Linked DNA regions of Homo sapiens: region 2 is linked to region 1. Evidence: chromatin loops called from intact Hi-C (ENCODE). Cell type or tissue: IMR-90. All regions are shown on one strand. Links, peaks and the distances in the headings refer to the core of each region. The heading gives the core; the rest is flanking DNA.

Region 1 (11,641 bases), core at 3,642-11,641:
TCACTTTTAAGATGTCAGCAAGAAAAGTATACCCCAATTCGAGGCATGCTTTCACTTGGCCATAGTCACTGGCAACATAAAGGACCATTAGTTGTGGGTTAAAATTGGTGGTCAAGTTGTAAATGGAGAATTGGGGGACTGGGAATCTTCATTCAGCTCACTTAATCACAGCATATGCTCTAGAAGGAGTCCCAGAGGCCCATACCTTTATCTCACAGATAAGGAGTTGGAGGCCTGGAAGGTGCCTTGAATTGGCCCACTTCCCACAGCTGGTTAAAGACAGATAAAAAGAGCAGACTGGGCCTCCTAAACTGCAAATCAATCTGTTTTCTTTTTCCTATGGCCTACATTATGAAAATAAATTAGAAAGTAACATATCACTCATTAATGGTAATGGTTTTTAGTTAAAATGCTAGAAGTACTATTTCAGTAAGCAGGTGATCTAAAGTCGTGATCTTCAAACTTTAGTATACATTAAAATCACTCAGCTTGTTGAAACAGATTGCTGGGCTCCAGTGTCAGAGTTAGTAGGTCAGGGGTAGGGCCTGTGAATTTGTACTTCTAACAGGTTTCCAAGTGATGCTGATGTGAATGCTGTTAGTCTGGGAACCACACTTTGGGAACCACTGGTTTAAAGCAAGCCCAGGCTATTTCCTGTGATTCATCATTGACCACCTGTGCACTGTCTACTAATTGAAAGCCACATGGTTACCTCCCCAGCAAAAAGTTACCAGTGAGCCTTTTTTTTTTTTTTTTTTTGCATTCTCTTGTGCATTTTCCATTGAAAGTCTATTACATTACAGCATAGGGGCAAAGAGCTCTGGCTTGAGAAGCCTATGCGTTCAACTCTGTTCTCAGATGCTGCATGATCTTGAGCAAGTCATCTCACATCTATGCTTGTTTTCTCATCTAAAGAATGGGAATATAATCATCTTACCCAGGTAATTGTGGAAAGAGTAAAACAAAGAGTTTAACAGATAATAATCACTTGATATGTCAGAGACCAGTGTGTGTATGTGGGGGGGGAATTACCCTAGCTCTTACTGGAATAATTGAATGATAATTACTTGAGTGAGGGAAGGGTTCAGAAACCAAATGGGGGTGGTGAGGGAAACCAGACGTTTAGCAACAGCATAAAGCTGCAACCACTTCTTGGGCTGGAGTAAAAAATGGGAGTAGGTAATGTTTCCAGAGCCTTCTCCTGAGAGCTAGAGCAGAGGGGGTTTGCTCAGACCTGAAAATGAGGGTCTATCTGGCAGGAGCTAGAGCCAGGGAAGAGACACCTAGAAGCCCCAGGACAAGCGCTCCAGCGAATATAGTTCTCTGTGATACCAAACAGAGCAGGGGGAAAGCAGAACATCAGTCTGGGAGCTACTGCCATACTCAAAAAATATTAGTCATTGTTGCCCTGAGAGTAATTATTTGTACGTCCCTCTCCCCTCTACTACTAGACTATGTCTTTCAGGTCTAGACCCTCACTGTGTCTACATGTAAACACCATATACATGCAAAGTGGTATTGCCTTAAGTCCACTTAGCAATCAAAACAAATGGGAAAGTTATCCTACAGTAAGACTTGTGTATCTTGACTAGGTGATACAATGTAAAATCTGCATTTGAGGTGTAACTTAGCTCCCTGTCTACAGTCCCATGTCATCCCTGCACTGTGAGTGTTCAAAATATGCAGACTGCACAACAGAGACAAAACTGGACACTTCGTTCTTAGAGGATGATTCTCAAGGTTTGGGTATGAATGCGGAGGAGGCGAGAATTGAAGGATGATGGGCATTCTAGTTTTCCTATAGCGAGAACGTGCCTTGAAGGGACATTACCTAGGTGTATTTCCTCATTTAAGATGGTGAAATTGGCCGGGCGCGGTGGCTCACGCCTGTAATCCCAGCACTTTGAGAGGCCGAGGCGAGTGGATCACGAGGTCAGGAGATCGAGACCATCCTGGCTAACACGGTGAAACCCCGTCTCTACTAAAAATACAAAAAATTAGCCGGACATGGTGGCGGGCGCCTGTAGACCCAGCTGCTCGGGAGGCTGAGGCAGGAGAATGGCGTAAACCCAGGAGGTGGAGCTTGCAGTGAGCCGAGATAGCGCCACTGCACTCCAGCCTGGGCAACAGAGTGAGACTCCGACTCCGTCTCAAAAAACAGTGAAATTATGAAAGACAGCTCATATGTATTACTTACATGTGACCACTCAATGTCCTTCTCAACTTTACAAAAATGAGATACTGTGATAACAATCAAAAGGGAGTGGGTGGGAGACAACAGAAATAGCAGCAACATTTATAAGCCAAAAGGTAGCTGTTTTAGAAAGATTTCTTAGGTGATAAGTGAAATTTCAACCCAAAACTTCAGTTTCAAAACAACCTTTATTCTGTTTGAAGATCTAATACAATGCATTAAAGCAACTTAAAACAAGACATAGCTCCATTGAATCTATAACTTGAACGAAATGTCAAGGAGGCACACTACCCCCACCCCCCACCCCAGTTGCCTTGTGAAGGCAAAGTTACAACTGACCGTGACATCCTCCCTCTCGTCAAAAGACCAACTTTATTTTAACAATGTCATATAAACAGATTTTTAAAAACATTGAACAGATTGTAGCTTTAAAAAATACACAGGTATAAATGAGTTTTTTTTTGTTTTGATTTTTTTAAATACATATATATATGTGCATATATATACATATATGTATATACATATATATATACACATATATATATATATACACACACATATATATATATATATATATATATATATATATATATATATACACACACACACACACACACACACACATATATATATATATATATATATATAGCAGCATCCTGGGCAGCTAATGCTATCTCATGGTGACAAGTTTCATGTTAAGTTGGATAGTCTTTCCAATTGACTCAATTCTATTTCCTCCCCACCCATAATACCAGTATTTTATAGAACTAGCTTTTTAAAAAATAAGAATTTGGCATTTTGGAACTTTGTCCCATGTGAGACATTGTGCTTTAAACTGCCCCTTTCTAAAAATGACCCTAAACTCAAACAGATCTCAGTGTCTGCGTTTCAACTAACTTGGATACCATACATAGCAAAAGCACAGTTGTTAAAACCAGCAGATTTTTTCTTCCAAAGGAACATCAGTAGGACTTCCCAAACATGTTACTAGTTCATAACCAGCTATATGACAAAGCAATTGGTTCCCCACAGTGACAGCTCACATAAACACATTTTGACTCGACACACTGAAAACAAGGATTTCCAAGCTAAGCAAGTCATCAGACCAGCTCCCTAAAAGGAGTAACTTTTAAAAACACAAAAAAGCCAAAGAAATATGAACTTCTCACTTCACTTACAAACAATTTTCACCTTTGTAAGACAAAACAAAGCAACCTCAAAGGGAAAAATCCCATACACATAAGTAAGAATTGTACTAGACGTTCGCTTGTTATGTACTTTATGTACTTGAACTCAACAACTACTGTGGATCTGTTTTGGCTGAAAGGTGTACTGGAAACACAGTCCATGCACATATACATATATACATTTATCAAAGGCCATGAAGTTATCAGATGTTGCAAACACATGCTTTTTGCCTTTTCACATGGTTATGATCTCTCGTGTGTGTAATGTGAGGTCCCAATGCTCCCACTTCTACGCCCAATCACAGCCTCACTGCAGCTTAGCTTCTGGCTTTATCTTTAGGATGCTACACTGGGTGGGAAAAACTGACGCATGGATAAAAATCATATATCAGGAGTGCCTCTGCTGTATCTATTCATATTCAGCCGTTCAGACAATATTGTTAGGACTGTCTGATGAAATCCAAAGTGGCCGGCTAGCAAAGTATCTAAAACGACAAATGCGGTGGGCAAGCTACACTGTAATCAAAAAGGCATTGGGCAGAACAGGTCTGGTGTAACTCAAGTCATATGGAATGATGAATCCTACTTTGCTGTTCAATGAAAAGATCTATTGCACTTATGTTTGTGAGATGCAAAAATAAGGCAAATGCCTAAATACCGTATCATCTTGCAAAGAATGTTGAAGCACAAAGATTCACAAAACTGTAGCTTTTAATGAAAATATTCAATCTCAGATCTTATATTTTAGAAATAAAAATTTGTATGTAATAGCATACATGTGCTACCAAAAAAATACCCACAAACCTAGTTTAAAAACTGTTAACTAATTAACTGTTAGACTTGTGTATGATCTAGAAGGATATCACAATAACTTTAAAGCAGAGACGCAGACTAAAACCAGGGAAATCGTCAGTTGTCTGGCGATGAGAGGGAAATGGTCAGATCAGTAGAGTCAAGTTTGAGGGCTAACAGTCTTGCTATAAGACTGACTTTTGCTTAAGTATGAGTAGTTTCATGTAAAGAGGACAAATAATACATTCCACAGATTTTTCACTCAGCTGCAAGACTGATTCTTTCAAAAGGAACAACATTAAAAAACAAAGTAACAGAAAACCCTCACCCTAGTACTTAAACAGAAATATAGCTGTGGGTAAATCTAATATGGAGAAAGAGTAATTTGAAATTGCAAGATTTCATTTAGTCTATTAGGGTAGTGACCATATTATGGTTGCTAATTAGTCTTTATGCCTCCCAACACATGTACAGTTCCTACTGAACATACCAGCTTTTGCATATCTAAATCAGGAAGAGAGACCTCTCACTCCTGCCCTAAATGGGAAACATGATGCTAACGTTTCCTTCTCCCCCCCGTAGTGAAGCACATACAATGATTAGAATGAATGAGAAGGACTGCCACTTGGATTCCTGCAATGACCATGACTTTAGCGAGCTCCACACAGTCCAGAGCAGTGACAGTATGACTGTGTCTATTTGCTTTATGTTCTAAACCAAATGGAAAGCTAGGAGGGTAACCAACATACCACCAAAAGTATTTTTCAGATCATGCTTTTTTTTTTCCTAAAATGAGTATTTGCTGGTCATGATGGATAGTCTAATGTGACAGAGATGATTATCCCTTTAAACCAGTGTTCTAAACAAAGGTGAGCGCTGTTCCAGGAACCCAAAAACAAACTTGGCACTTCCTTCCTAAGAACTGAAATACCTGACCAGTCACACTGTATTAGAGATACAGTAGGTTTGTAATTGTCATTAATTGATAACAACTAGCAAATCAAAGTGAGAGAAGACTGAAGTAGAAGAAGCAACTTCACTTTGCAGTTATTCACTTCTCTGTAAATCATGAGAAAGTGCATATAACCTTGCCTCCCCCTCCCACCACCCCACTTGATACATCCCTTCACTACATTCCCCCTCCCTAGATTCAAGAAGTTCACAATTCTTTATGAAATAAACATTGCCAGGTACCGTATTTTAAGAGTCTTAAAACAACATTGTTGGACTCAGCAATACTTTGTCATATTCATATATCTTTTTCATTTCTTTTTTTTATTGAATAAAGCAGCTTTGAAGCTTATCAGGCACTGCCCAACAAAACAGTCCAAAAAAAATCTGTTATGAACTTTTTAACCTTGGGCTAACAGCCAAGTACTCTGTACAAGAAAAACTGTAAAATATTTCATAGTTTTAATTCTGAAGCCATTTTTTTTTTTTACTGGCATCCTGTACATTTACTTTTAAAAAAGGATAACAAAAATGAATATTAACAAAAATCCGGGACAACAATATTTTCAAGCAACAAAAACTGGGGTGGGGAAGCTTATTCTGAAGGTACATTTAAAACTGAAATAACAACTTAATGAAAATTAAGAATTGCATAGCGCTGTGAATTTAGCCTTCAGCAAAACAAAACAGAAGCTATTTGGTATTGATACAAATCCATCTATTTGATAGTTAGTCATCCAATATTATGTACATATTTTATATACTGAATGTCATTTTAAGTCCTGTTTTCCAAACTCCATTTTTCTGTTGCTGGGTTTTTGTTTTTTGACAAGTTAAACACTTTCTGGCACTTTCTATGACAGAATTTCTTCTGAACATACATGAACTGACATTCTCCCAAAGCGTCCCTTGTGAGTGGACGTGCCTTTCTGCTACATATCGTTCATTTGTTACAAAATGAAATAATCCACAGTGCGATGTGTCTGGGTCCACCGTGCACAGCAACATCCAGGCTAAACCAGGCTGGACCAAACCTTCTCAGGCCAGGGTTCTTCTGCCTCTCTCTCCTCCGCTCTCCAGAGTCCCAACTTTCAGCTGGTAAAGCTTCAGAAAGCATTAACAAGCACCATGGTTAAAGGCCTCTTTGTCCCTGCACGCAGAGATTTTTGCATTTCTTTTTCTCTTTGTGTTGTATGTGGTTGTGGCTTTAAATTAAACCAAAGAAAAAAAGAAAAAGAAGGGATAAGCACTCCAGCTTAGGAACGTGTGGTCATCATACAGCCTTAGGCTGCATGTCTTCCCCTACTTCTTTTTTGTGAAAGAAAGCTCTAGTCCCATCCAAAGAAAGATGGCTTCGTTTCTGCAGCTCAATTCACAGATCAGACTGGAGAGGAGCCCTTTGCTTTCCAGAGGCCTCAGGGTGGCTGAACTTCAGGAGAAGGATCAAAGAGTAAGCGCTTCATCGCCTCTGCTGTGCATATACTGGGTAGGCTAGTGTGACATTGAGGGAGTCGTTGTGCTGCACAAGGGAGGTGTGTTGGTAATGTAGCACCAGTTCTTTCAGAGAGCTGTACAAGTTATAGGGCTCGGCAAAGCCATAGCCAGTTGCTGTTTTGTTTATGACACAATGCTTTACTTCGCCGTCCACCCTAGAGAGGAGAGAAGAAAAACTGTCTTTTGAGCTTGTCCAAGACAATTCACAACTCTTCAGGGCATCTTTAATAAAAAGCATTATTGTGCAGTCTCAACTTGGGGAAAGGGTCCTAGGTTACAACTGACACCTGGCCGAGTGCCTTGGGTAGGTAACCCAGCTTCACTGACTGACTGTATTTTCATCTTTAAAATGGTTTAAAGGGAAGACAATAGTAAAATACATGTAATACAGTTACTTTGAGAAATGAAATGAGATCATGCATGCAAAATGCTAGATAGAATGCCTGACATGCAGTAAGCATGCAACAAGTGGTAGCTTCCAATCATGATGAGGACAACTATCTGCAGTGCTCCATGACTAGCAGTGTTACTATTACTCCCATTATGACTATTCATAGGATTCCTTCTTTCTGGCTGTCCTTGAGGTGTCTGCACAACTCTCCATCTCTGCATGTGCCCTTATGCACAGTAAGGACAAAAGTACCCTTCTTTGCTGTAGGACTATTTCTCTCATTAAATGAAAGGTGATCATGGAGTGTAACATACTTTTAGAACCATTCCCTACTAGAGGACATTAATTTCTTGGAAATGGTGATGTCAGTGATCCAATGTGGGTGTACCTATCTCAAGGATAATGATCAGAATCCTTTTTTTTTTCACCTGTTCCTGATGAGTATTTTTCCTATGGGTGATGTTCTCACATAAATTACCTCAGATTCTAACTATAGTAGCCTTGAGAGGCAAAAAAGGCAGGCACTGCCACTTCCATTTTAAAGATGAGAAAAAAAGACTTGGCGATTTCTCATGATTAATTAGCACTGAATGGGAATCCAAACCTAGTCTTCCAACTAAACAGTAGGTATCTATTAGACTGTATTAACATACACTTCTGGCTAGACTTTAAAATGGTATTACAGCTGCTTTGGTTTCTCTTCTACATTATTGTACTGTAAGCTTATTCAAGACTAAAACTATGTCAAATCTTTGCCCCCAAAACTCAATGAATGAATAAATGAAACATCTCTTCATGAGATGTTGTAAAGAAAAGTTTGCTGGAGATACATACACTACAGAGCAGGCATAGCAGCCCTGTTTACTGCTCTCCCGGACAAGAAAAGTGCCATCTCGCTTCCCTCGCAACAGGTTTTCAGCTTTGTTTCGGTTGCTGCTTCCAACATTCCATGTCTTCTCATCATGATGGGGCAAATCTTCATCATCTTCCACCAGTGAATATTGGCTAGGCAGGCAGGACAGAAAGTTTCTAAATGAAGAGTGCAGGAGCCATCAGCCTGCCTTGCTGTCTTCCCTAGGCATACCCCCGTCACTTCCCTCCTGGCCCCTACCAAGCCAGTCAGACTGGCCATCACATGCCTGCCTCTGCCCGACCTGAGTTTTCCTCTCCTGGTATTCAGCCTCCAGTGCAACCTCCCAGGACAAAGAGTTACCAATCAACTGTACTATTTCTGTTTTCAAGCAACCACACTCAGGTACCTGGGCAGAGTGGAAGGTATTAAAACAATCTCGTTTATCCAGTTTAGATCAGGAAATTGACTAGGCAGATTGCCAGTTTTTGACTAATTCAAACAAAGTATATACTTAAGCTTTAAAATATATTAAGCATAATTATTTTTTCTCTGACTGTTCCAAAAATATTTTGGGATTTTTCAGATGTTCAGGGACATCATTATGGACACAGAGAGTTGTTTCACAGCATTATGAGTAAAAATAAATCCTAGTCCTCCTTAGCTAAGCTTTCTTTTTTTAAAATTCTGGATAATGGCACTGAGTTTATACATTTTCTCCTACAAGATGTTCCAAACTCAGTAAAATTCCTCACTTGTTCTAAAAACAAAGCAAGTCATGCATTTTCCTAAAATGAGAAAAATCTTCTGCTATCACCATCTTTAGTAACTACTTACTCTTCAGTGTTTTCATTGCCCAACCACTCGTTCAACTTCTTTTGCCGAACACCTTTTTGAGTCAACCACCTGAAAAACAGTTTTGAAAAGAGAACGCATTAACTCATCCTGAATTGTAGCAATCACCAATTATTCATGTATAGGATTCCATTTCAAATACTTACATCAAGTATTGGTCTCTCGTCTTTCTCAGCTGGATAAGGTCTGGTTTAATGCTGTTCATACGTTTGTCAATTTCTCGATACTCAGCTGCCTGCTTCTTCAAGTCTTCTTCCAATCTTCTTCTACTGTCAATAATTTCACTGATTCGAGACTTCAACTTATCATAATTATGCATAATCCTGCAGGCAAAAGAAACGTATTTGTTATTATCTGGGTACATCAGGAACGGTCCCCAAAGTTTATGAAAAGTTTCACTATGGTTTCCCAGCAGTTTTCCTTAGGTAAAGCGTGGCTTCTCTTCCTGTCATTTTTTTTTTTTTTTGGAGTGGCTCAACATATTTTATTTTATTTTATTTTTTTATTTTTATTATACTTTAAGTTTTAGGGTACATGTGCACATTGTGCAGGTTAGTTACATATGTATACATGTGCCATGCTGGTGCGCCGCACCCACTAACTCGTCATCTAGCATTAGGTATATCTCCCAATGCTATCCCTCCCTCCTCCCCCCACCCCACCACAGTCCCCAGAGTGATATTCCCCTTCCTGTGTCCACGTGATCATTCAAAGCACAGAAAGCGAGATCATCTTTAAATGGTTTTAGAGGATTTTGGTTATCTCTAGCACAAGAACAAGGGAAACACCAACCTTTGTATTTCTTTCTCATTGCCTTCACGTTTAAACTTTTCTATGTATTCTTTGCTGTACCGCTCTTGGGTCTGGCACTGTTCTTCAAATATTTTTATGGTTTCATTAAATGCTTCAATAGCTGTCCTTTTCATTTGGATTTCCTGCAACATAATTTTAAAAAGATAATGTCATACCTTTCATAGAACAATCTCTTACTGCAAGACACTACCAGGACATTTGATCTGTATTATTAGCAGAGTGGGACTCAAATTCATAAAATCCATTAAAACAGTATCCCAGAAACAAGTATTTCCTCTGGAGAATTTTCTCAATCTATGAAAAATGATTGCGTAGCAATTTCCTATAGTTTTTATCTTCTTAAAAGCTATTGTAGTTTATAGCATCCCTGTTGTTTTCTGTTCCCTCTGGCATTCCCAGATACATGAGTGACCAGTGAAGAATAAGGGTCTAGAAAAGCACAGCAGTATATAGCCCTTCCTTTTCATGGTAGGATATATATTAATGCCTAAATCTCCATTTCAGGGATTAGACAAGTCTGTGAAACTTCCAGTTATTACTAACTTCCAATCTAAACAGGATCCTTCTATCACGAATTAAATCAACTTGAAACTCAGTGACTGCTTCAGTTATCACGTGAACTTAATTTATTATTCTGATACTTAAAATTTTTGGTTTAAAGCTTTAGAGATATTACACTAGAATAATCAACAATGATTCACAAATAAATGCTCTCACCCCCACCTCATTCGTAAAAACTCAACCTTTTAAATTCTTTTTTCCATGTTAGTCTTTAAAAGTTTAGAACTCTTATTTTTTAATCTGATTTTCATAGAAAACTCACCTGGGATGTGCGGGTATATTCTTCATATAATCTATCATATTCTCGACTTTTTTCTTGAAACTGAGTGTTATATTCATGTAATTTTTTCCCTACAGCTTCAATATTATCTTCTTTGACAACTTGATCCTAGAAAGATTAAAATAAATTCAATGGATAAGGTATTTAATCAAATAACAATTGTTTAACAAAATAGCTGACATGGAAACATCTTTAAAATTGCAATTATGTAATTACGAGTGTCAAGTTTTTTAGACTTGATTACATGTAATTCATCTGCTTCAAATGTTTTCTAAGTATTAAAAGGATCTTGTCTAAACATCGTAACTGGATAATTCATTCAGTTTTTATTACCTGTTGGTATTTGGATACTGGATAAAGTAATTTCACATCCAATTTGGGATTATACTGAGCTAGAGATTCATTCCGGTAGTGGTTTATTAATTCAACCACAGAACTGAAGGTTAATGGGTCAGAGAAGCCATATTTCCCATCTCGATGAAATATTTTGATTAATTTGTTATTTCCCCCTTTCCTGTAAAAACAATATAAAAATAAAGGTATTAACATTTTGGAATAAGGAAATATGTTTTAATATCAGCCCAAAACCCTAATTTCAGCTATATTCCCTGGCTTACCTTAGTGTAAGAGTATAATCACCATGCATTTTAGTAGACGCATCTCGTACCAAAAAGGTCCCGTCTGCTGTATCTCGAAGTTTTTCATTCACTTCTTCCCTGAAATGAAAACACAAAACAATGCTCATCTTAAGGTTTAGTGACCACAGATTTATATTTTTTAAAATAGGCTATTTTTTAGAGCAGTTTTAGGTTCACAGCAAAATCAAGTGGAAAGTACAGTGAGTGCCCATATTCCTCCTGCCCACATAGATTTAAATTAATGAATTGCATTTTCAGAGCTCACTAATAAGAGCTAATAATTTGTTTAAATAGAAATGTTAGCAATTGCAGTCTCATCACAAACAGGTGCATATCACTTTCACTATTGGTGTATCTGTGGTACTAAGTTTTTATTTTTTCAACCAAACATTACAATCTCTCTGACAAATGAGCACAGAAACTCATGATCTCAAAAGAGTTTCTCCAACCTTACTCCCCCTTCCCAAAGCTAACATAAAATGGCATTGTTTTCTTATTGTGTTTAAGGCAAGAATTCTTAGAGTTGTGCTTAATAGATAGAGTGCCTTCACACTCTGTTCTTAGGCAGTGCCACTTCACTCTGGCACTTCACTGACATCTCTGTCAATAATGAAACTTCCCGGGTATTTAATTTC
Region 2 (11,641 bases), core at 1,169-9,168, 190 kb before region 1:
AGATACCGTTCTATAATAGTACTCTTTATATACAGTAACTCATTTAATCTTCACTACAACCCCAATATATAGTTTTTAGTCAAGAGTGACTAATACTTTGAAATAGTATTAGAGTAGGCTGACTTCTATAACAAATGTCCCCCAAATCTTAATGCCTTCCCACAAGAAAAGATTTATTTCTTGCTTACATCACAGTAAATCTGATGATTGGAAGACAAATGTTCACGCCATGTTTCAGGGAGGCAGCAACAGCTTCAGAGTCCTAAATCTTCCTCTCCTGGATCTTCTACAACTGGCCAGCAGACAATGAGAAGAGAGAAAAGGCATGGAAAATCTTGTGGAAAGTTTTAGGGGTCAAATTAGTACTGATGTAGCTAGCCATGTCTGCCCACATCCCAGTGGGCAGAGCTAGTCACATGGTCCCACATAGATGCAGAGAAAGAATGGGAAACATGATTTTCCATTGTTCCAGGAAAGAAAAGAACCAGGAGAGTAGGCACAAACAATGTTTCTGCCACAGATAGGTACTACTATTATCCATGCCTTATAATGGAGGAAATTAAGGGACCACTACACAAGATCACACAGTTTGATATCCAGTATCACCCAATCAAGAAGCAGGATAGGGATTCAAACAGCAAGCAATCTTATCCTTAGCCTATGCTTATACCATGACTACTGCTCCTCAACTATAATTCAGGGTCAAAAACATTATTCGCCAGTCATCACTATTTGGTTTGATAGTTTCATCCCAAATCTAGCCCCAAACTGTCATTTTTGTGATTGCTTAAGTATGTCACTTACAGAGTCCCAATCACAGAGCATAGGAAAGCCTGTTATTCAAACAAAACAAGATTCTAAACTTTGCAGAAACATTGCACATTAGCCTTCCACTCCCACCTTCTGTATTCATTCCTAATTTCAGGCCCACCCTCCTACTTACTAACTACCACTACCGCCCCCCAAAAAGAAAAGAAGAAGAAAGAGAAAGTCCTGATAAAGCTTTTCCAGTATTTAAGAAGGTCAAGGGGAGTTTAGTGAGTTAATATCTGCCTGCACCTAGATTTAAACAGACATTTGGCTCCTTTCTTATAATGGATGGCTGAGAATATCAAATCATGAGCTGTGACTGAGTCTAACCCAGCTTTCAGCCTTGTGCTCAATAGCAGGATGCCCCATTACTTTCCTTACCCACAACTGCTATGTCTCATGTGTCCAAAGACATTTGAAACCACATCACTGAGACTCCCCTGTGTTGCTTTTCCCTGAAGTCTTACAGACAACTCAGACTGGCCTGGTCAGACCCTTGGAAAGCTTCAAAAGCCCGGCTGTCAGATGTGTACATGTCAACACACCACCTGTTCCGGCAGGAAACCCACTTTGTTTTCTATTTCTTCCTCCCTTGGGAAATATGCCTGTATCTGGCATCCATCCCCACTGATCCTGCATCACACACCTAGACAAAAAAGTAATTTCATTTCTCAAGCCATTTCTCCCACTTTTATGAAAATTTACTTGAGTTCTCTCTCAACAGGCATGTTGAACTCCTATGTCTTCCTCCTCTTTATGTATTCAAAACTATTCTTGCTCCATTTTTTTCATGCTTCCCCTAATTTGTTTCTGTTTGGAGTCTTAATTCCATCTCTTCTTACTACCTTTGATTATATAAAAGAACCCTTCTTAAGTAACCTAAGATGTTTTCATTTGTATCAGCTACTAATCTTAATTGTTTTTACTGCTATTCCGGAATCTATTGTCATTTCTCTTTAGACAAGTTTGACTATTTGCTTTTCTTCACTCCTAATAGCACATACTAAGGTATAAATAGTATGAGTGGGTAAACATGACAATATTAAAATATGGTCTTATGCTATTGATCTGTATTTTAAGAAACATTGCTTTCTGGATCTTTAAAAGATCAATGGATTTTCACTTTTTGCAAAGTTCTACCACCTCTGTTGTTTCAAACATAATTTCTCTGGAGTATGAAAAGAAATGGGTTTCAAGGAGGTTGCTTCACTAGAGTGTAGGCAGGTCAGATGGATTTTCTTCTTCCTACAGAATCATCCTGTGATATTGAAAAAGTGAAGCTGGAGGAAAAAGTGTATTTAAGGAAAGATATTATGGGACCGGAAGCTTAGAGAATTTAACTTTACTTCTGTGACTCAGATGCCTCCCATTTTAAGCAAGTCATCTGAACACTGTGTACTTTGGTCTTGCCTCTTTATAAAAAGGAAACCAATAAAAATATAGCACCCAAAATATAGGCCCCTTACAAATTTCCAATAATGGCTCATTAAAATTCTCTTCAAAGTGGTGTAGGTGAAAAATTAATGAACTCACTAAGCAGGTTTTTTTCCTAGAAATTGATATTTTGTAAACATTCCATGCCTTCCTCCTTCTATCTCCTCCTGCCAAACTTTCAGCTGGTTCTTCTTTGTGGAACACTCTTCCAGTGAGCAGTACTTTGATTTGTGTTTCATGGGGCATGAAAATTGTAGTGAAAAGCATGGGAAAACAGGGTATAATGAGATTTGTGGTACACAGTCTTGAACATGACATGGATTTTCTTGTCCATGCCCCTCTGTCTTTTCTACAACACTGTGACACATGTCAGTACTCTTACAAGTTGTCTTGACTCTTTCAAGGTCAAGTTGAACACGTGGGCTCAAATCCTGGCTCCATTTCTGATTAGTTATATGATTTTCAGCAAGATCTATAACCTCTCTAAGACTTGGTGTCCTCATAAGTGAAGAACTCATTGAGCACTGTGAGAATTAAATGAGAAAAAGCCTGAGAAGCACATAGTGCCTCGCGTATGGTTAGCACACAACAGTTTGCTGTCCATAAACTCAGTGGAGGATATTTTAAAAATATTAAATTAGTTTTTCTTATTCTTCCTTTCAAGAAATTCCCTGACAAATCCTATTTACCTGGGTTCCTTTTTAAAGTTGGTTGCCACAGGGAAAGAGATGGTGGGCACAATAATCTTGAAAGCCAAGCTTTTGAAAAATACAAGAATCTTCTACATAGTTAAACTTCCCTTTACTTGTTAAGAGTCAAGTGTGATATACCACATTAATAGAATAAGGATAAAAATCACATGATCACCTCAGTAGAAGCAGAAAAAGCATTTGACAAACTTCAACACCCTTTCATGACAAAAACACTCAACAAACTGGATATAGAAGGAATATACCCTAACATAATAAAGACCATGTATCATAAGCCCACAGCTAACATCATACTCAGTAGTGAAAAACTGAAAACAATTTCCTTTAAGATCAGGAACAAGGGAAAGATGCCCACTCTTGCCACTTATACTCAACATAATTCTGGAAGTCCTATCCAGAACAATCAAGTAAGAAAAAGAAATAAAAGAAATCTAAATTGGAAAGGCATAAGTAAAATCATCACATGACATAATCTTTTATGTAGAAAACGGTAAAGACTCCACAAAAGACCTTTAGAGCTAAAAAATGAATTCAGTAAAGGTAGAGAACACAAAATCAAAGTACAAAAATCAATTGTGTTTCTGTACACTAACAGTGAACTATTTAAAAAAGAAATGTAAAAATTCCATTTATAGTAGCACAAAAAAGAGTAAAATACTTAGGAATAAACTTAATCAAGGAGGTGAAAGACTTCTCCACTGAAAACTTTAAAACATTGATGAAAGAAAGACGCAAATAAATAAAAGACATTCCATGTTCAAGGATAATAAGAGTTAATATTGTTAAAATATCCATACTACCTAAACTAATCTGCACATTCAGTGCTATTCCCATCAATATCCCAGTGAGATTTTTTTACAGATATAGAAAAAATGATTCTAAAATTCATATGGAATCACAAAAGACCCACAATAGCCAAAGTGATTTAGAAAAAGAAGAACAAAGCTGTGGGCATCACATTTCCTGATTCAAAATATATTACAAAGGTACGGTAACTAAAACAGTATGGTACTACCATAAAGATAGATATATAGACCAATGGAACAGAATAGAGAGCCCAGAAAAAAACTCACACACATATAGTCCAACTAATCTTTGACATGGGTGTCAAGATTACACAATGGAGAAAGTACAGTCTCTTTAATCTAGACTTAAAGACTAAAATATAAGACCTGAAACTGTAAATATCCTAGAAGAAATATAGGAGAAAATTTTGACATGGGTCTTGGCAATAATTTCTTGGAGATGGTTTCAAAAATACCGGCCAAAAAAAGCAAAAGTAGACAAGTTGAACTATATAAAACTAAAAAGCATCTGCACAGCAGAGGAAACAATCAACAGAGTGAAAAGGCAGCCTATGGAATAACAGAAAATATTTGCAAGCCATAAATCTGATAAAGGACTAATATCCAAAATTAGATAAGAAATTCCCACAACTCAATAGCAAAAACACAACCACCCTATTTAAAAATGGCAAAGGACCTGAATAGATATTTCTCAAAGGAAGGCATAAAAATGGCCAATAGGAATATGAAAAGGTGCTCAATGTCACTAATCATCAGAGAAATGCAAATCAAAACCACAGTTTGATATCACCTCACATCTTTTAGATGGCTGGTATCAAAAAGTCAAAAGACAACAAGTGTTGGTGAGAAAGTAGAGAAAAGGGAACTCTTGTACACTATTAGTAGGAATGTAAATTAGTACAGCTATTATGGAAAACAGTGTGGAGATTTCTCAAAAATTTAAAATAGAAATACCATATGCTCCAGCAATTCCACTTGTGGGTATATATCCAAAGGCAATGAAATCAGTATGTTGAAATATATATGCATTCCCATGTTGATTGCAGCATTATCACAATAGCCAAGATATGGAATCAACCTGAAGTGGCCATCAACAGATGAATGAATAAAGAAAATGTGGTATATATACACAATGTAATACTATTCAGCCTTTAAAAAAGAAGGAAATCCTGTTATTTGCTACAATTGGATGGATCTGGAGGACATTATGCTAAGTGAAATAAGCCAAGCACAGAAAGACAAATAATTCATGATCTCACTTAAATGTGGAATCTTGAAAAGGTCAAACTCAGAAGCAGAGAGTAGAATGGTGGTTGCCAGGGACTGCGGGGTGGGAAAGGGAGAATATGGAGAGATGTTGGTCAAAGGATACAAAGTTTCAGTCAGACAGGATGAATAAGTTCTGGAGATCTATTTTACAGCTTGTTAACTATAGTTAACAATCATATGTTGTATACTTGAAAATTGCTAAGAGAATGGATCTTAAATGTTCTCACCACAAACAATGATAAGTAGTGAAGTGGTAGATATGTTAACTAGCTTGATTTAATAATTTCACAATGTTTACATATATAAAAACATCATGTTGTATACCATAAATATATTTAATTTTTATTTGTACTTGTCCTTCAATAGAGCTTTTGGGGGGTGGGGGAGAAGAGTGAAGCTTGGTAGATTTGAACTCCAGAGATTTATTTGTAGACTGTAGTAAAAAGGGGAAGGAGGATATGATGTAAGAAAAAATTTTACTTGACGGAAAGGAAAAGTAAAAAAGCCCTTCAGATTCCAGAGAGAGGAGCCCAGGAAGGAGAAGAAAGAGAAGCAAGATGTCAGAATTGAGGAACATGACTTCATTATCTGGATCAAAATCCCTGGGGGAATAAAGTTTCGAGAAACTCTGAGGGGAGGTTGACATATTCCAAATGTTTTAACGTAAATATTATAATATTGATTCCCTATAGGGGAGTTTCCTGTTTTCTTCCTGGCACGGAGCAACATGGTGCCACCCAGGAAGGAGTTTAGAAAGGAGGTAGTCTGTGTGGCCTGGACAGGCATTCAGTGTCCCCATGCTCCTCAATAAAGGAATCAAGAAGTGCCATAGGGCGCTGGACCAGAGAGGGACAGAGAACAGTCTGAGAGGGGAGATGAGGAGATCATTTCATGATGTCAGGTCTTCGTGACAGGAGAATATGACAGAAACTATAAACTTCTAGCTCAAATGCCAGGGCAAATAAGATGAGCTGCATCACACTGGAGACAAGTGAAGGCAACAGAGGCAAGAGCCAAAGAGGTCTGGAACAGTTCAAGGAAGAGCAGAAACAGAGTAACCCTGAGTGGCAATGTGAAAATATCAACTTTTCTTTGCTGTCTTTAGAAATGAAGAGCTCCCAAACAAGATGAAATGTGAAAGAGAAAATCTGTGTTTACTTTTGTACATCTGAATATAATATCTAAGTTGTTGACCTTTCTCAGAAATAATTGAGAACCGGCCTCATATCAAAGCTTACTTTTAGTTTGTTCATTTGAAAGGGGTGGAGGTATTTTGCTTAAGACATCTAACTAGCTCACATAGCTGTGGTGAATGCAAAAAGCTATTTTTTAAGTAAATTTTGAAGCCCTATAGGATAAAAGTGGGAATCTATTTTTTTAAATATGAGAGTGGATCACCTAAAGGCATTCACCAAAACACACATACATGTAGACACACCATGTCACACCAGCCACTTAGCTATAGAAGTAGTTCTGAATAAAGTTTATGAGCCCTAATCAGATGTACCTCAGTACTTACTGCCTTAAGCACTTTCTGTTTGGGGCTGAAGTAATCTGACTAAAAATATATCTACCAATCAACACCTTTCTGTTGTTTCTAGCTGCATGGATGCTAAGGGTAGTCTCCAAATATACTTCAAAGAGCCCACAGTTCTCCAGGACACTAATTCACACCAGTATTGTGTAAAGCAGAATAGATGTGTACCACAGTTACCAACAATGTCAACAAACTCAAGGTGTTAGCATGTGAAATGAGGTTGTTATTTTGATGATAGTGATTATATCAACTGTTCCTCCTTACAATCACAGGGTACTTTCAGATCATGGACACTAAAATTACCAACCAGTAATTTGGAGATCAAATTAACAGCAACCATTCAAAGTAAATTGGGTCATTTCGACTCAGTGGTATTAGGCAACAGAAAGAATGTGAAGTTCTCAAACTGGTATGAGAACTGCAGCTCAAGCTTGTTGCAGTTCTAGACAGATGGCTCTTTCAGGCATTGTTCAACTAAGGGGTCATTTCTGCTGTTGTCAGAACGGAAATTCCCAAAACACATACTTTAGAATCTGTAGGCTGCCTTCATAGTATATTTCAGTAACTCCAAAGGCTTCACTGTTGTAAAATTCTTTACTTTGTAACCCAAGTTCTCCAACCTCCTGAGGAGCCACTGTGTCCTTGGAAGTCCATCAGTCTTAGTCCAAGTCTCCGTTTTGGATACAAGAAGTCCTGCATCCTGCTCAAGTATTTCTAAGCATCCCAGTAGAGTTTACATTCCTGGTGGTTGCTTATTGTGTCAGTTAGAAATTAGGTCCAGCTGCATGTAACAGAAACTCAACTGCTGTGGTTTAACCAAACAGGAGGAGGGGTGATTTTCTCATGTATTCAAAGTCTGGACATGAGCAGTACGAGGGCTCTGTAAAGTCTTAGGAGCTCCATGTCCTATCAACATTTTTTTCCTCTATCCTTAACATGTGACTTTTTGCCTCATGCTTGTTGCCTCATGGTCACAGAATGGCTGCCCTTTTTCCAGGCTCATGTCCTTACTCTCAGCAGAAAGAATAAGGGGCAAAGGACCAAGGGGGAACCCCTGAAGCAGAAAAGTGAAACTTTCCCAGAAATTCCTAGCCAAGTTTTAATTATATCTCAGTGACCTGAAATGAGTGTCAGTGCATTTTCTGAAGCCTGGGAAGGCAAGGATTATAGCAAAGTGCACTCCCATCTAAAACAAAATATGAATATGGCTGGTAAGGAAAAGGGGAGCTGGGCTGCTGAGTACCCAGCAGTGTCTGCCACTCTTCCCAGCTCTCGTCCTGAACCACTCCACGCTGGCCATGTCTGGTCATCTCCTAACTATGAGATAGGAAAAATTTAAAACTAGATCTGAGACGTGAATACCCTAGTAGTGGCCTTGCCTCTTCCTGGGAGGAGTAGCCTCCTGGGTGCCTTCTTCCTGATCCTCCACTCCAATACCATATTGCTGAGATCATGGTTTTTTTTTCTTTATTCATTCAATTAATAAACACTTTTTGATCAATTTCTATGCATTAAGTACTGTTTTAGACATTGGGGATATGAAAGAAACCAAGATCTCAAGACCCTTACCTTACATGGAACTCATATTCTAATGGAGGTTACTGTATTTCTCTCCCCAGTTGTCCTCTTAGCAGGCACATTTTGCAGGGCACTCCCTGCACCACTGTTTATGGTAACCGTGGTCACTCCCCAGAGACCAACGTTCTAGTCTTCTGTCTCTCTCTCCATTAGAGGAAGTTTAAAAAATCAGGCAACGAATATTATTTTTGCAGAAATAAACACAATGACCTATTATTGCAAGTCTTTTATTGTCAAACAGTATGTTTATCATCTCAGTCTGAAGCCCCCGCCTTTAGGTATTTCCATTTGTCCAGTGTTTCCTCAAGAAGAATGTTTTTACTTTCTTACTGCATGAGAGGCTTTGCTAAACACAAATTCCAGTTTTCACCTTTACAGCCACAAAGAGTTCAGAAAATTGGGCACCCAGTGTATTTGAGCATCTCCTTAAGCTTATGTATAATAGAGATTCCTCAAAGAGCAACTCATGCCCATTGATAGTTAGTGATTTAATTTTCCTGCACATTTCAATTGAAGGTCTATGTGCATTCTGAAGCCCCTTTATAAAATGTAAATTAAGTGTTTACTTGAATCTAGTTGATCTCTTGCATTAAGCCTCTACTTTTGTTAGGGAAAGGGGATAATACAAATCTCAGTTCTGGAAAGGCCTTTCTCTGTTTCTCTTTCTGACTCAGGACCCCCATGTACACAGGGGATATGACAACACCAAAGTAATAACCAAAGGTATTTGAAGTGGATGAGGTCTTTGAGGTTCTGTGTACAGGTGATCAAGGGTAATGTGGTTGAATCTATGAGTTTCTAAACTTCCCAACATATATTCCTTACCAAACTGCTTCATCTCCAGCTGCCATACTCTGTCTTGTGTTCTCTCCTCCAGCTAAGCATGGAATTTTCCTTCTTCACCTCAAAACCTTCCCTCAGGAGCTTCTCCCTGCTCTCTGCCAAGCCAGTTCTTCAAACCATTGCTCAGGCTATTCCTCCTTCTTAAACTCGCCACACACCACACCATGCTACCTGTCATTATTCTGTTCTCCCTGACTCTCCCTCAGCACTTGCATATGGCTACGTCCAACTGTCCGTCTCTCTGCCCTTCACTGATGCCGGTTCTAGTTCTTCATGAAATGATAAACTCACAAAAGGGGCATCAGGGTCCTCTACATCCTCAGGAACTCCCCACTATATATTGTGTTGCTCCTTGCTCAGAATAGACCATCTGTAAATAGGGGTGCTGCAGGTTTAAGACAAAACTTCTCATCAGCATGCTCAGTTTTCTAGGCAGTTTACATTTGAGACTGCAAAGCAGTGGGCGTGTAACTGCTTCCAACCTTCTCTGGGTGGTGATGTAATCATGGGGAGACCATCTGTGTTTCCTCCATCTGTTGAGGCTTCTCTGCACCTAATCAAGTGCAATGCACCAACTCAAGCCTCATCTTTCCAAGCAGCCTTCTCCGCCTGAACCACCCTTCCTCAGGAGTCCACTCAACCTGGGTCTCCAGAGCAGTGGATATGTAGACAGGCTACAGCAGAATCACTGAGCCTCCATTTCCTTATCAATAAAATGGGATGATAATGTATTCCTCATACGTTTGATGTGAGGATTAAATGAGAAAATGTATAATAAACCCTTTGCACATGGTAGGTGTTCAGCATATGTTAAATCTCTGCCCCCTCCCTATCACGCTTTCATGCTGGGATAACCATTGTTCATTTGCACAGTCTCATTTCCCCTGCATGATTGTGAACTCCTTGAGGACAAAGTCTCATCTAATTTGTCTTTACATAAGGAAGGGTAGGGTGTTAGAGAATTAGAAATCATCAAATCATGACCTTGGTCATGGATCTGCCACTTATGATCTGTGTGACTTTAGGCTGGTTCATTCATCGGTAAAACAAGGCGTTTGGTTTGGAGGACTGCTAAGATCTATGCGTCTAATCTAAATCTCCTAAAGAGCTTAGTGAGTGAATGGGCACCAAGGAAGCATGATTCCTAAGACTTGTTCCTCCTTTAATAGGTGAGTGAGTGAGTGTCCAATGTCTTAAAGGCTCTATGATCACACTAGCCATTCCTTTCCACTGGGCTCATTCAAGTCCAGCAGACTAGAGCTTAAATACACTGCAGCTCCTCAGGCCCACAGAAGGAAGGTGTTCCTTAAAATTAAAGCTCCACCCAGGGCAAATTCTATGAACCAGCCAAGCAGGTCTCCTGAATTCACACGCTCCCTTAAACCCCATCCACCCAACTGCCCAGGAAGGATGACGTAAGTCCTATTGGTGGGAATGCTAGAGTGAGGGATGGGAGTCTATATTCAGTTTCTGCAACTGCCCTTTTGGTTCACTCACACAGCTGATGCTGGAAGCTAAGGTGCATAACTGGTGAGCAAATGTTTTGTTATCTTCTTTACCCACTGGCAATGTTATAAAAAGTCAGTATTGATGCCAAGAATTTCTTTGAGATTGTCAAGTAAAAAATGCTAATATGGATCAGATTATAAAATGGCTGATTCTATTACAATAAGCACCTTTATATAAGGAGAAAGGTTTTTTCCTGCTTTGGGCCATATATTTCAAGTTATACCAAACCTGACATATTTGTAGTATAACCAGTCCATTTATATGGGAACTTTGAGCCTATATTAAGCAAAGTGAGGATGAAGGTCTCTATTCTTGGCCTCTTCCTGTACCATCACAAGAATATCTGCCACATTTATGTCTAGTGAGCTAGTTTGAATACATAGATGCTGAGTACTTTCATACTTATCCTTCTTATTAATGCTCAGGGAAAGAAAAGTGTGGGAGAGAAAGAGACTTGAGTCCCTAAATGTGCAGGTACTGTGCTAGGTCCCATCAGACTTCGTCTCATTAGACAGCTAAGGCTCAGAGAAGAAACTTGTCTCTGATCATACAGCCAGTACATGGCAGAGCTGAGATTTGAATCAAGACCTCACTCAAGTGTCCACGCTCTTAACCACTGCACCCCAGTGGCTCCCTGGGTTAGCAATTAGGTGAGTTGTTAGTCAATCAAGTAGGCAAAAATGTACGCAACACAAGGTATGGGGGTCCATAGAAAACTCTCTCCCTTTCTCTCCTGAGACCTGTGTTCCATGGCAGGTGTACCTTGGTGATTAATGCTTCTGAAGCTCTGGGTGTGCCCAGATGATATGCTATCTACAGCACACAAATGGGAAATTTCAAGATGCTGTTCTCTAACAGGCTTGCCACCAAATGCTGTCAGAAAACTAAAATTGTTCAGGCTATTTTGAGACCAAACTCAAAGTTTTATCCAGCTTCTCCCTGAAGTAAATTGATGTTCATGGATCTCAGAGCTGTTCTTTGCCTCACATTTTAGGTGGGGCCGTATAGCTAGAGTTTGTGCTCATTCAGATTCATGTCCTTGTGTTGACCCCAATCCTTCTGAAAAGCCCAGTGGAATTACAGGGTCTTAGATAAAATCAGAGGCCTGTATTTTCTAGCTTCAAAATAAAGAGAAGGCAAGAGTT

Evidence for each region. Peaks named below come from ENCODE experiments on the same cell type or tissue, not always from the same donor. Only the 100,000 strongest peaks of a DNase experiment are listed, where the experiment ranks them.
Region 2: it touches region 1 in a loop (19-fold over the local background); 2 of 110 quality-filtered maps call a loop at or near these places.

The regions. Positions count from the first base shown.
Region 1 is chr5:68,292,544-68,304,184 of GRCh38, reverse strand. PIK3R1 (phosphoinositide-3-kinase regulatory subunit 1) reads right to left here. Exons shown (of 16, transcript NM_181523.3): 9 at 10,986-11,084; 10 at 10,702-10,882; 11 at 10,351-10,476; 12 at 9,507-9,649; 13 at 8,861-9,037; 14 at 8,697-8,765; 15 at 7,844-8,014; 16 at 2,364-6,773. The coding sequence ends at 6,584. Among named protein-coding and RNA genes, the nearest start is that of PIK3R1, 83 kb to the right of the region's middle. In IMR-90, for the core only: no CTCF peak of the experiment used is centred there; no DNase peak of the experiment used is centred there.
Region 2 is chr5:68,480,233-68,491,873 of GRCh38, reverse strand. All of the region lies in intron 3 of LOC105379013 (a long non-coding RNA gene), which reads left to right. It overlaps LOC105379012 (a long non-coding RNA gene), which reads right to left and starts at 8,437. Exons shown (of 4, transcript XR_948411.3): 1 at 8,136-8,437; 2 at 189-292. In IMR-90, for the core only: no CTCF peak of the experiment used is centred there; DNase peaks (open chromatin) are centred at 7,053 and 7,373; H3K27ac peaks cover 1,251 bases.